Linked DNA regions of Homo sapiens: region 2 is linked to region 1. Evidence: chromatin loops called from intact Hi-C (ENCODE). Cell type or tissue: psoas muscle. All regions are shown on one strand. Links, peaks and the distances in the headings refer to the core of each region. The heading gives the core; the rest is flanking DNA.

Evidence for each region. Hi-C counts contacts between places; a loop is a spot of excess contacts. Peaks named below come from ENCODE experiments on the same cell type or tissue, not always from the same donor. Only the 100,000 strongest peaks of a DNase experiment are listed, where the experiment ranks them.
Region 2: a loop joins it to region 1, with 7 times the contacts of the local background. A loop is called at or near these places in 1 of 110 quality-filtered maps.

Annotation. Positions count from the first base shown.
Region 1 is chr10:103,443,213-103,448,577 of GRCh38, forward strand. It overlaps PDCD11 (programmed cell death 11), which reads left to right. Exons shown (of 36, transcript NM_014976.2): 33 at 1-121; 34 at 703-856; 35 at 1,305-1,470; 36 at 2,166-3,082. The coding sequence ends at 2,337. It overlaps CALHM2 (calcium homeostasis modulator family member 2), which reads right to left. Exons shown (of 4, transcript NM_015916.5): 4 at 3,574-4,356. The coding sequence ends at 3,940. Among named protein-coding and RNA genes, the nearest start is that of CALHM2, 6.5 kb to the right of the region's middle. In psoas muscle, for the core only: no CTCF peak of the experiment used is centred there; DNase peaks (open chromatin) are centred at 1,479, 3,179 and 4,128; H3K4me3 peaks cover 3 bases; H3K27ac peaks cover 2,577 bases.
Region 2 is chr10:102,793,456-102,798,820 of GRCh38, forward strand. WBP1L (WW domain binding protein 1 like) reads left to right here. Exons shown (of 4, transcript NM_001083913.2): 2 at 4,538-4,640. Among named protein-coding and RNA genes, the nearest start is that of CYP17A1-AS1, 37 kb to the right of the region's middle. RefSeq lists an enhancer at 2,855-2,904. In psoas muscle, for the core only: no CTCF peak of the experiment used is centred there; DNase peaks (open chromatin) are centred at 2,166 and 3,116; H3K4me3 peaks cover 2,350 bases; H3K27ac peaks cover 5,000 bases.

The sequences.
Region 1 (5,365 bases), core at 366-5,365:
GAACATGTACGGCTCTCAGGAGTCCCTGACCAAGGTCTTTGAGCGAGCCGTGCAGTACAACGAGCCTCTCAAAGTCTTTCTCCACCTGGCTGACATCTACGCCAAGTCAGAGAAATTCCAGGTAGGAGGTTGGGCCACAGACGAACTCCTGGGAGTTCCAGGGCCACAATCTCAGAGAAGAGCCCCTGGGGTGCTGGGTCCAGTCCTGCTGTGAGCTTGCCACCCAACATCGGGGCCCCAACTTCCCTATCTTCCAAGTAAAAGAAGTCATTTCCCTCACCTCTTCTTCAGGCCTGTGGGGTCAAGGTGAGGGAAGGAGTGGCTTTGGAAGTGAAGGGGCAGTGGACCCCTGGTGTGTCTGCCTTGGGCTGCTGGCAGGGCATCACAGACAGAAGGGGACGTCCCGGCCCAGCATCCGCTCTGGCGTCTCTCCTACTCCCCCTTGTCATTCTCATGTTCTAGGCTAGGACCGCCCTCCCATGGGTGCGGATCAGCAGGGAATCCCCTCCGTCGTGTTGTGCCTGTTCACGGTGCCCTTCTGTGAGCCTCCCTCCCGCTCCTCTCAGGTCTCTAGCATTAGGCCCTGAGAGTGATTTGGTGTCTGGGAGCCCAGGTCTAGCTTCTTGTGAGTGTTGCTGCTTGTCTGTCTTGTCCCCTCTGTAGTATCACACTCTCCTCAGCGTGCCTCGTCTTTTCCCACAGGAAGCTGGTGAACTCTACAACCGGATGCTGAAGCGTTTCCGGCAGGAGAAAGCTGTGTGGATCAAATACGGCGCCTTCCTTCTGCGGAGGAGCCAGGCTGCAGCCAGTCACCGCGTGCTGCAGCGAGCCCTGGAGTGCCTGCCTAGCAAGGAGCGTGAGTGCTCATTCCCAGCTCCTGAGCCCATGAGCACTCCAGGATCGGGGAGTAGGAACTGGCTGTGGCATTGCTTCTTCTAAGTCAGGAGAGCCTTGTGAGGGCTTTCCTCTTGCTGCCTGTTGATTCTCTGCCCCTCAGCATAACAGTGCATGTTAAATTTCAAATGTCAGGCTCCAAAAGATGGAGGAACAAAACGCAGTTAGTACTAGTTCTGTTGCCCCTGGGATCCCCCACCTCTTCTGTGCCCAGAGAGTGGTGTGTCTGCAGTGCCCATCTGTGTATTTGGCCCCAAACCCACCCCTTTTGGGTCTTTGTCCCTCTTGTCACAACCTGAGTCTTGGGACCCAAGAGCAGGGAGTCAGGTGCACGCTGACCCTGCGGAACACTGTGTTGTGGTGAGGGGGCTGTCTGCTTGTTGGGTCTCTGAGCAGTCCTCTCCCTGCAGATGTGGATGTCATTGCCAAGTTTGCCCAGCTTGAGTTTCAGCTGGGGGATGCAGAGCGGGCCAAAGCCATTTTTGAGAACACGCTGAGCACCTACCCAAAGCGCACAGATGTCTGGTCGGTCTATATCGACATGACCATCAAGCACGGCAGCCAGAAGGACGTCCGGTGAGTGGGGCAGCTGGCCAAGGCCGAGTTCCTCAGGAGAGGGCGTGGTAGGCACTGGTCCCACAGCAGCTCTCAGCATCCCAGTTCTCTTACTTGATCTAGAAAACCAGCTAGATGTGATGCCCCAGGCCCAGTGACATTCACTTCAACTCCTCTTTCTGCCTCAAAGGCCAGCATCTGGTCTGTGTCTGAAACCATTGGTAGGAGGTAGCCTTGTCAAGAGACTCGAGTTTCTCTCATAATTAACACTGTTCCTGACTCTCATTGTAGACTACTTTCACAGGCATTCTCTTGCTTTTGACCCCAGCGTCTCCACAAGACAGGGAGGGTTTAGAGATGAGTAGACTGAGGTCCAAAAAGAACAGGTGCCTCACCCAAGCCCTTCACTATGTATGTTTCTCACTGTTGTGTCCCCCATCCCAGTAGCTTTGTCTTGATCACTGTGTGGCTTTAGGCAGGGAAGTCCCTTACCATCTCTGGGTGTCCATCTGCTCATCTGGAAGATGAGGGTGGTAGTGCCTCTCCCCAAGGCATCATGGGAGTTCATCATGGATTAATAAAGATAATGGTAGAAGTGGGAGTCCTGGATGGGAGAGGGTCCTGGTTCCAGGGCTGAGAGCAAGTGGGTGAGTGCTAGGCAGGAAGCACGTGACCTGGGACTGACAGGCAAATGCCACTCTGCTTTTCCTCAACAGGGACATCTTTGAGCGGGTCATTCATCTGAGCTTGGCCCCCAAGAGAATGAAGTTCTTCTTCAAGCGCTACCTGGACTACGAGAAGCAGCATGGCACTGAGAAGGATGTGCAGGCAGTCAAGGCCAAGGCCCTGGAGTATGTGGAGGCCAAGAGCTCAGTGCTAGAGGACTAGTGGCAGGCTGGCTCTGTGGGACACTGTCAACAATGGGCCAGCCCGGCCCCGCCTCGAGTGCCTGGGCACTCGGAAAACTGTTACCTCAGGACTCTATTTAAATGCTGCTTTTTCTGCAGCACGCTTGGGGAAATCCTGTCAGGATGAAAAGGAAGTTGAGATTTTTTAAATCCCTCTTCGCTTGCTTTATTTTCAGTACCAACTTGTTATCTTTTTCCTTATCTGAGGCTACCTGGGGATTGTGGGCAGCAGGCCCCTGGACTCCCAGAAATGCTGAGGGTCCCTCTTCCAGGGGAGTTCCCTGGGGAGCAAGAGTAGAGGGGCTATTCCCGAGGGTCCTGTGGTCAGGGTCCTGCTTTGTCCCTGGCAGGCTGTCAGTCCAGCTGGAGGGGGTCAGTAGGCTCCAGGGAGTGGGCCCTCCCCTCCGATCTTGGAGTCTCTGGGTGTTCCTTCAGCCTCAGCCTCACTGGTACCTTCTGCCCTTTAGGGGAGGCTATGAGTCTGGGACAGGAGGACAAATTCAGAGCCCAGAGGGGGAAATGGAGAAACCTGGGCTGCTGAGGAAAGCCACGGGTGTTGGCGTGAACTGATGATGTCTCATCCCACGCCCACTATGGCCACATTACCTAACCTCTCCATATCTGGGCTATTCAAGGTCTTGGAGGCCAGCACAGACCCAGCTAGTTGTTGAAGCCAGTTCTTTTTTGTCTTGGTCATGAGGGAATTAAACGTTTTCTCTGGCAGAGCTTTAAGTGTCCTGAGAGCTTTTCCATGGGAAATGACTGAGTCATATGCCAGGAAGCCGGACAGGGCCAAGGGAGAGCATCCAAAGGTTCTAGAGGTGGGGCGGGTGGCGGGCAGGGATGGGAGGAAGGAGAAGCTGGGGCTGGCCTGCTTCTTGGACATGAGCACTAGGTTACGAGAGCTAGTTCTGGCCTGCCCACTGAGCGCAGAATCTTCTGACTCGTGAAATTTCAGACTGTTTCCTTCTGAGAAAGGCCAGGCTTCATCTCTTCCCCACACCAAATCAGATAATAGAACCCAACTGCAAAGAGATCATCAGCCCCAGAGCCTTCCCCTGTGTTGAACCCCTGGTACTCACTGCACCCTCCCTGCCACCCCTGTGGGCCATTTTAGTCCTGTCCCCTTCCCTAACACGGCATAGGATTTGGGCCTGGCCCTATGACCACCAGCCTGCTGTGGCATGCCCATTCAATCACACAGACACCAGGCTAGTCCTTTTAGTAAGAAAAACTTTATCAAAAATTTAAATATATAAAATAAGGCCAGAGGCTGCACTGGAGGCCACTTCCCAGTGGTGCACTGCTGCGCTGGGTGTCCCTATGCAGCTAGATACATGTTAACTGCATAGAGTACCATAAAGGAGCCCACTGGTGAGCTTCACTGTCACCTGGCCCTGCTGGCTGGGGCTTCCATTGTCTACTGGGTCTGTCCACACCCCAGATTGCCTTGTGGTCCTTTCCCCTGGCCAAGAAGATAACAGTTTTTTAAAAATCCCCTTCTGATATGGATGTGAGCAAGCAGTGGGGTTCAGTTTGGGACCAAGTAGTGCCATTTACAAAGAGCATGGGAAGCACCTCCTTAGGAGGGGAGCAGGGCCATCTCCACGTTGTCAGGGGCCGCGCCGTTGCCTGCCAGACCCTGGGCCCACTTGTGCAGGCGGCTGTAGAGTGGGAGGCCCTGGTTCTCACGGTACAAGTAGACGCCGGTGATGGCATTCCACTGTGGCCGTGGCTGCGTGCCTTCCACTGGGAAGTTGGCAATCAGTTCCTCATCATCCTTGTTGAGCGCCACAAAGCCAAAGAAGCGGCGCACATTGTTGGCAGCGAGCACCCGAGAGTGCACCTCGGCCGTGCGCTGGAACAGCTGGTCCTCATTGGCGCGGTACTGCGCCCAGTAGGCCTCCTGGCGGTAGCTGAGTGGTGAGCAGTAATGCTTGAGGCACTTGGTCAGGAACACCAGGATGGCCACCACGCCGATGAGCAGCCATCCAAAGAGCTGGCCAGAGAATGGGCACAGTTCAGGAGGGGCGAGGAACTGCCTAAGCCCTACCCCCCAGAGCGAATGGAAAAGGAGCAAGTTCTGCTTGGGTAAGAGAAGCAGGCCCTTGTGGCTGTGATTCCATCGTTTCCTTACCCCCTTTAACTCACACTCTACTTGCGCTTAGACTTAGCCTGCGTTTTCTGCTGCCACCCCTGCAAACTTAAGAGCACCTCCTTCCCCTGCCATCATCTCAGGCCATCAAAACCCAGCTCAACCTGCCAGGCTCAGCTCAGATGCCACCTCTGGGAAGGCTTCAAAGGCCCCTCTGGGAGCACTTGTGCCTTTTCTGAATCTCCCGTGGCCTGGTTCCTCTCATCACCATCTGCCTTGTTTGGAGGTCACACATGTGCTTGTCTGAAATGCTTGGAGGGCAAGGACAGGCAAGGTCATCCTTGTTTCACCACTTGCTCCTGTACAGAGATCTGGGGGCATTTGATCAGCATCAAATAAGTATCATTTCTTTGTCTACCATCTTCCCGCTCTGGTGCTATCTCCAGCCTTTTCTCTCTTTACGTTTCTTTTTCTTTTTTCTTTGTCTTTTTTTTTTGTTTGAGATGGAGTCTTGCTCTGTCGCCCAGGCTGGAGTACAGTGGCGTGATCTTGGCTCACTGCAACCTCCACCTTCCGGGTTCAAGCAGTTCTCCTGCCTCAGCCTCCCAAGTAGCTGAGATTACAGGTGCCCACCACCACTCCTGGCTAATTTTTGTATTTTTAGTAGAGAAAGGGTTTCACCATATTGGCCAGGCTGGTCTCGAACTCCTGACCTCCAGTGATCCACCCGCCTTGGCCTCCCAAAGTGCTGAGATTACAGGTGTGAGCCACTGCCCAGCCTCTGTTTACATTTCTTATTTACCTATTGAAGAAACCTTTTAGAAAATCTGTGCTCCCTTGAGGTCAGGAGTTTGAGACCAGCCTGGCCAACATGGCGAAACCCCATCTCTACTAAAAATACAAAAATTAGGTG
Region 2 (5,365 bases), core at 200-5,199, 650 kb before region 1:
TAAATAGTAAAAGCATAGGATAATCATAAAGGGTGCTGATAATTTTTCATATTTGACCTTTCCATTGCATTCTTTCCAGTTCCTTTTTCTTTTCTTCTTCATGTGTCTGGAGCAGCCCACATTGCCACAGAGAACTTGGCTGTTCTGAAACAATTCTGAGTGAAGGCAAAGTGCTTTTTGGATGGTCTTTCATGCTCAGCAATAGTGGCTCACAGAATAATGTTGATAGTAGGAGCCCAGAGAATTTAATTAGCCCAAGGTCACACAGTTAATAGCCCTACTGTAAAAGCTGGGCTTTGAACCCAGATCCAGCTCACTCTTTTTTTTTTTTGAGACAGGGTCTGGCTCTGTCACCCAGGCTAGCGTGCAGTGGTGCAATCATGGCTTGCTGCAGCCTCAACCTTCTGGGCTCAAGCAGTCCTCCCACCTCAGCCTCCCAAGTAGCTGGGACTACAGGTGTGCAACATCACACCCAGCTAATTGTATTATTATTTTTTTGGTTGAGATGGGGTTTTGCCATGTCCAGGCTGGTCTCAAACTCCTGGGCTCCAGTAATCTGCCCACCTTGGCCTCCCAAAGTGCTGAAATTATAGGCGTGACCCACCACACCTGGCCCCAGCGAACTCTTAACTACTTAGGCTTTGTGTAGATCTTAAGCCACCGGGAGGTGTTTGAGTCCTAGGTGTGCAACAATTAGGCTCCTCATATAAGGAGGGGTGGAAGATCACCAGGCAGCATTTCCACACCACTGTTCTTTGCTGTGGATTTGCATGAGAGGAGACATAGATTTCATGATATCTTGCATTGGCTTGAGGCTGCTATGTCAGGGTGGAAAGGGGATGGGGAGGATAATAAAACCTTAAAGTTGAAGGAGACGGCTGGGCGTGGTGGCTCACGCCTGTAATCCCAGCTACTCGGGAGGCTGAGGCAGGAGAATCATTTGAACCCGGGAGGTGGAGGTTGCAGTGAGTCAAAATCACGCCACTGCATACCAGCTTGGGCAACAGAGTGAGACTCCATCCTCCCCACCCCCACAAAAGAAAATTTAAGGAGACATTACAGGTGATCTTAACCAGACCTAGGGCCATTGAGTAACTTGCCTAAAGTTCATTTCTGTGTAGTGATAGAGCTGGGATCTACAAAAATTAGCCGGGTGTGGTGGCGTGCACCTGTAGTCCCAGCTACTCAGGAGGCTGAGGCAGGAGGATCAGTTGAGCCTGGAGGTCGAGGCTGCAGTTAGCTGTGATCAGGCCACTCTACTCCAGCCTGGGCAACAGTTAGACTCTGAGTGAAAAAGAAAAAAGTAGGGGGGTGCGAGGAGAGCTGGGGCCAAACCCAAGGCTCCTGGGTTTTCCATACCACTATTGACTGACACCAGCATGTCTCTCTGAAGGAACTCACTTTGGCACTCATATCTCACTATCTCCTGAATCCTCCTTCACCTCTTCCTTGCTAGAGGTACACCTTCTTTCGTACCGCTGCAGCAGAAAATGACAGTTCCCATAACCAAGACTATCCCAGGCAGCTCAGGGACTCTGTATTTAGAGGAGGGAGAAGGACCACAGGGGACTAGATATATAGATGGCCACAACTTGTGATGGTTCAACTTAGTGATTTTTCAACTTTATGGTGGTGCAATTGATACATGCAGCCAGTAGAAATCATTTGTTTTTCATTTTTAATACAGTATTAAGTAGATGACATGAGATATTCAATACTTTATTGTAAAATAATTTGTGTTAGAGGATTTTACCAAACCATAGGCTGATGTAAGTTCCGAGCAGTTTAAGGTAAGCTAGGCTAAGCTATGCTGTTCAGTAGATTAACTGTGTTAAATGCATTTTTGACTGACGATATTTTCAATTTATGATGGGTTTACCAGAACATGACCCCATCGTAAGCCGAGAAACTTCCGTACTGTGTTAAAAACTGTTTGAGGAACACTGGATTAAATGATGCTTCCACTGTTCTGCTCTCCCTGGGAAAGCGGAGGCAGAACGGTGAAGCAGAGTGAGGTCTTGTTTATTCCAGGCCCCCTGCCTCGGTGCACAGAAGATCCGAGAGAAAAGCTGACTGACAGCAGTAGGTCATGAGGATGCCACTTGTTTAGATTTCAAATGCATTCCACTCTATGTCTCACTTAAGACCAGTTGACAGCCATGTGTTCCGAGCCTGGGCTGCCTCTGGTGAATTTTCCTGAGACAGAAGTGTCATTGGATTCTTTCTTGTGCCAAGTGTAGGCACCACTGCCTCTTTTAGAAACTATGTGGACACTTTGAACTGTGCTCTTTTAAGCCAGTGCCGGAAGAATGGCATTCGCAGGGCCTGGTAAACTGGGGAGAAACTTTCTGATGTTTTTATGAAAGGCATGTTTTGCTCTGAAGTCAAAGAGTGTGTGTTCTGGCCAAAGTAGCAAGCATAGATCTGCTTTTTCCACACGCACCAGGCTTCAGAGGAGAAGTTGACTAGATAGCCAGTGTCTCATTTTGTTTGTGGTGGGCATGGGATGGTGAAAACGGAAGGAGGAAGAAGTACAGGGGACAAGATATTTAGATGGTCCACAACTTGCGATGGTTCAACTTAATGGTTTTTCAGCTATGATGGTGTGAATGGCATACATGGCCAGTAGAAATCATTCTGTTTTTCACTTTTAGTACAGGATTAAGTAGATGGTATGAGAAATCCAACTTGATAGCCAGTGTCTCATTTTGCTTATGGTGGACATGGGAGGGTGGTGGTGGGGCGGCGGGGGAAGGAGCACATAGAAGGAACTCTGCGTGCAATGTTGTGAGGGCCTCATTGTCAGGGTTTATGAATTTCTCGTTTCCTTCTTTCTAAACTGTCATATCAGAATGTAAAGTTTTTAAGACCAAGAAACACCTAAAGATTTATGGTGGAAACGTGCACTAAGCCGGGGAACTGGTTTTCAGTCCTGTGCTTTCTCTTGTCCTCTCCGTGTGGCTTCAGGTGCCAGTCCTGTTTCTGCCCAGCCTCTAGCCCTGTAGACAGTCACTGGAGTGCCTGGTGTATACCCTTGGCCAAGTAGACAGTGTAGTAAAGCATGGCCCAGAGAGGAGGAGCCGACCATGTGACTTCAGTTTCCACTGGCAGCTGTCCGCCGGATGTGCACTGTGGGCAGGGCCAGCCTGAGTTGCCGCAAATACTGTGGCTTTAGTTTATTTGCTGAGCAGGGCTTTTTTCCTTCTTAACTCTGAGCTTCTTGGGGATAAGGACAATGTCTTATTCATCTTTGTATCCCTTGAACCCAACACAATGCTTGGCACAAAGACAGCGTCCAGTAAGTGACTGTGTTATTGTTTAGAATGAAGAAATGTTGAAGGCCACATATAGCAGATGCCTTACAGGTTTCGTCATCTGCATAGTGGCCCCAAGTACATTTTGGGCTGAGGTTAACGTTGGTCTGGGAGGTATTTTATATCTTACATGTGAAACTTTTTTTTAAAGTTCCCCTCCATCCTCATCCACCAGTGCTGTGGACAGAATTTGGCAGACAGCTAGATGGCCACTCAGTAGTGCCCTTTATGTGAGTGTCCCTGACAAGGGACAGTATGAATCCTGGATCCAGTCAGGATTCTTTTTCAATAAGCAAAAATGATCTAGCAGATTGAAATTAGACTGGGTTATCTGAGCAGTTCGGCCCTTTATTGAAAAGTAAAGAATTTCAGTTGTAGATTTTTTTTGTTGTTGCCCTCTTTAGGATCACACTGTGAATTAACCTTGGAGAGAAAGTGTTTTAAAAAGAAGAATGGAATAACTGAGCAGATGCTAATCCTAGAATACATACCGCTTTAATTATTCCAGGAAGTTTCACAGAAAAGCCAGTTTTATTTAAAATGTACTGCTAATTACCAGGGAATCATCACCCTCCTACCGGCTGAGGTTAGCACCGGAACATGAAATGTTTCTACTTGGACCTAAAGTGAGGCAGCCCTTGCCTGTCCTGTCTGAGGAAAACTTCACTCTGCCAATTGCTTTTGTGTCCTGAATCTCCTCTCCTCTTTAATAAACCATATTTTTTCCCCTAAACTCTGTTGTTGTTGTGTAAATCTTTTAAAGTTTTTTTTGTTTGTTTGTCTTTTTTATTTTTTATTTTTGAGATGGAGTCTCGCTCTGTCGCCCAGGCTGGAGTGCAGTGGCGTGATCTTGGCTCACTGCAATCTCTGCCTCTCTTGTTCAAGCGATTTTCCTGCCTCAACCTCCTGAGTAGCTGGGATTACAGGCGCGCACCACCACGCCTGGCTAATTTTTATATTTTTAGTAGAGACGGGATTTCATCATGTTGGTCAGGCTGGTCTCGAACTCCTGACCTCGCGATCTGCCTGCCTCGGCCTCCCAAAGTGCTGGCAATACAGGTGTGAGCCACCGCGCCTGGCCAAAGTTGATTTTCTTAATGGAATAAACATTGATACAAACTGTTTTGGGGGCTGGTGAATAGACAACCAGGAGGACAATGATGAGAAGGAAAGTGTTCAAAAGCTGTCATTTAATATGCTAACATGCTTTTTTAATTTTTTAGGATAAGGAAGCCTGTGTGGGTACCAACAATCAAAGCTACATCTGTGACACAGGACACTGCTGTGGACAGTCTCAGTGCTGCAACTACTACTATGAACTCTGGTGTAAGTCCTTGCTTGGGTGCCTCTCAGTATCCCAGGGTCCCAGTTACTGCCTCTGCTTAGTGGGAAACTCTGGGCATTAGCCCTTTTCGGATTCTCTTGGGGACAGTGTTGGTGAGTGGAATCTGTTTATGGGTTCCAGAAGTGCTTCCTTTGTAGAGGAAGAGAGTTCTGGTGCTCTTTGGACTTTGTTAGCTGAAGACTAGAGAATATGGTCTTAGCCAGGTCTGCTGCAGAAGCTCTTGCCTGAGGTTCTCCTGGCTGCCCTCTCCATTGTGTGCTGAGCAGCTGACAACAACTTAGATGCTTCCTTGGGCCCTCCCAGAAGCCCAGGTTTGCCTTTCTTTTTTTTTTTGACGGAGTCTCGCTCTGTCACCAGGCTGGAGTGCAGGCGCAACCTCAGCTCATTGCAGCCTCTGCCTCCCGAGTTCAACTGATTCTCCTCCCTCAGCCTCCTGAGTAGCTGGTACTACAGGTGTGCACCACCATGCCCAACTAATTTTTGTATTTTTAGGAGAGATGGGGTTTCACCGTATTGGCCAAGATGGTCTCGATCTGTTGACCTCGTGATCTGCCCGCCTTGGCTTCCCAAAGTGCTGGGATTAGAGGCGTGAGCCACCACACCTGGCTGGCTTGCTGTTTTTGCAGAGAGAGGTTGCAAGCCAAGCTACTATGAATGCCAGGCCACTCTAGATGGTCACTATGCCATTTTCTTGTAAGGACCACAG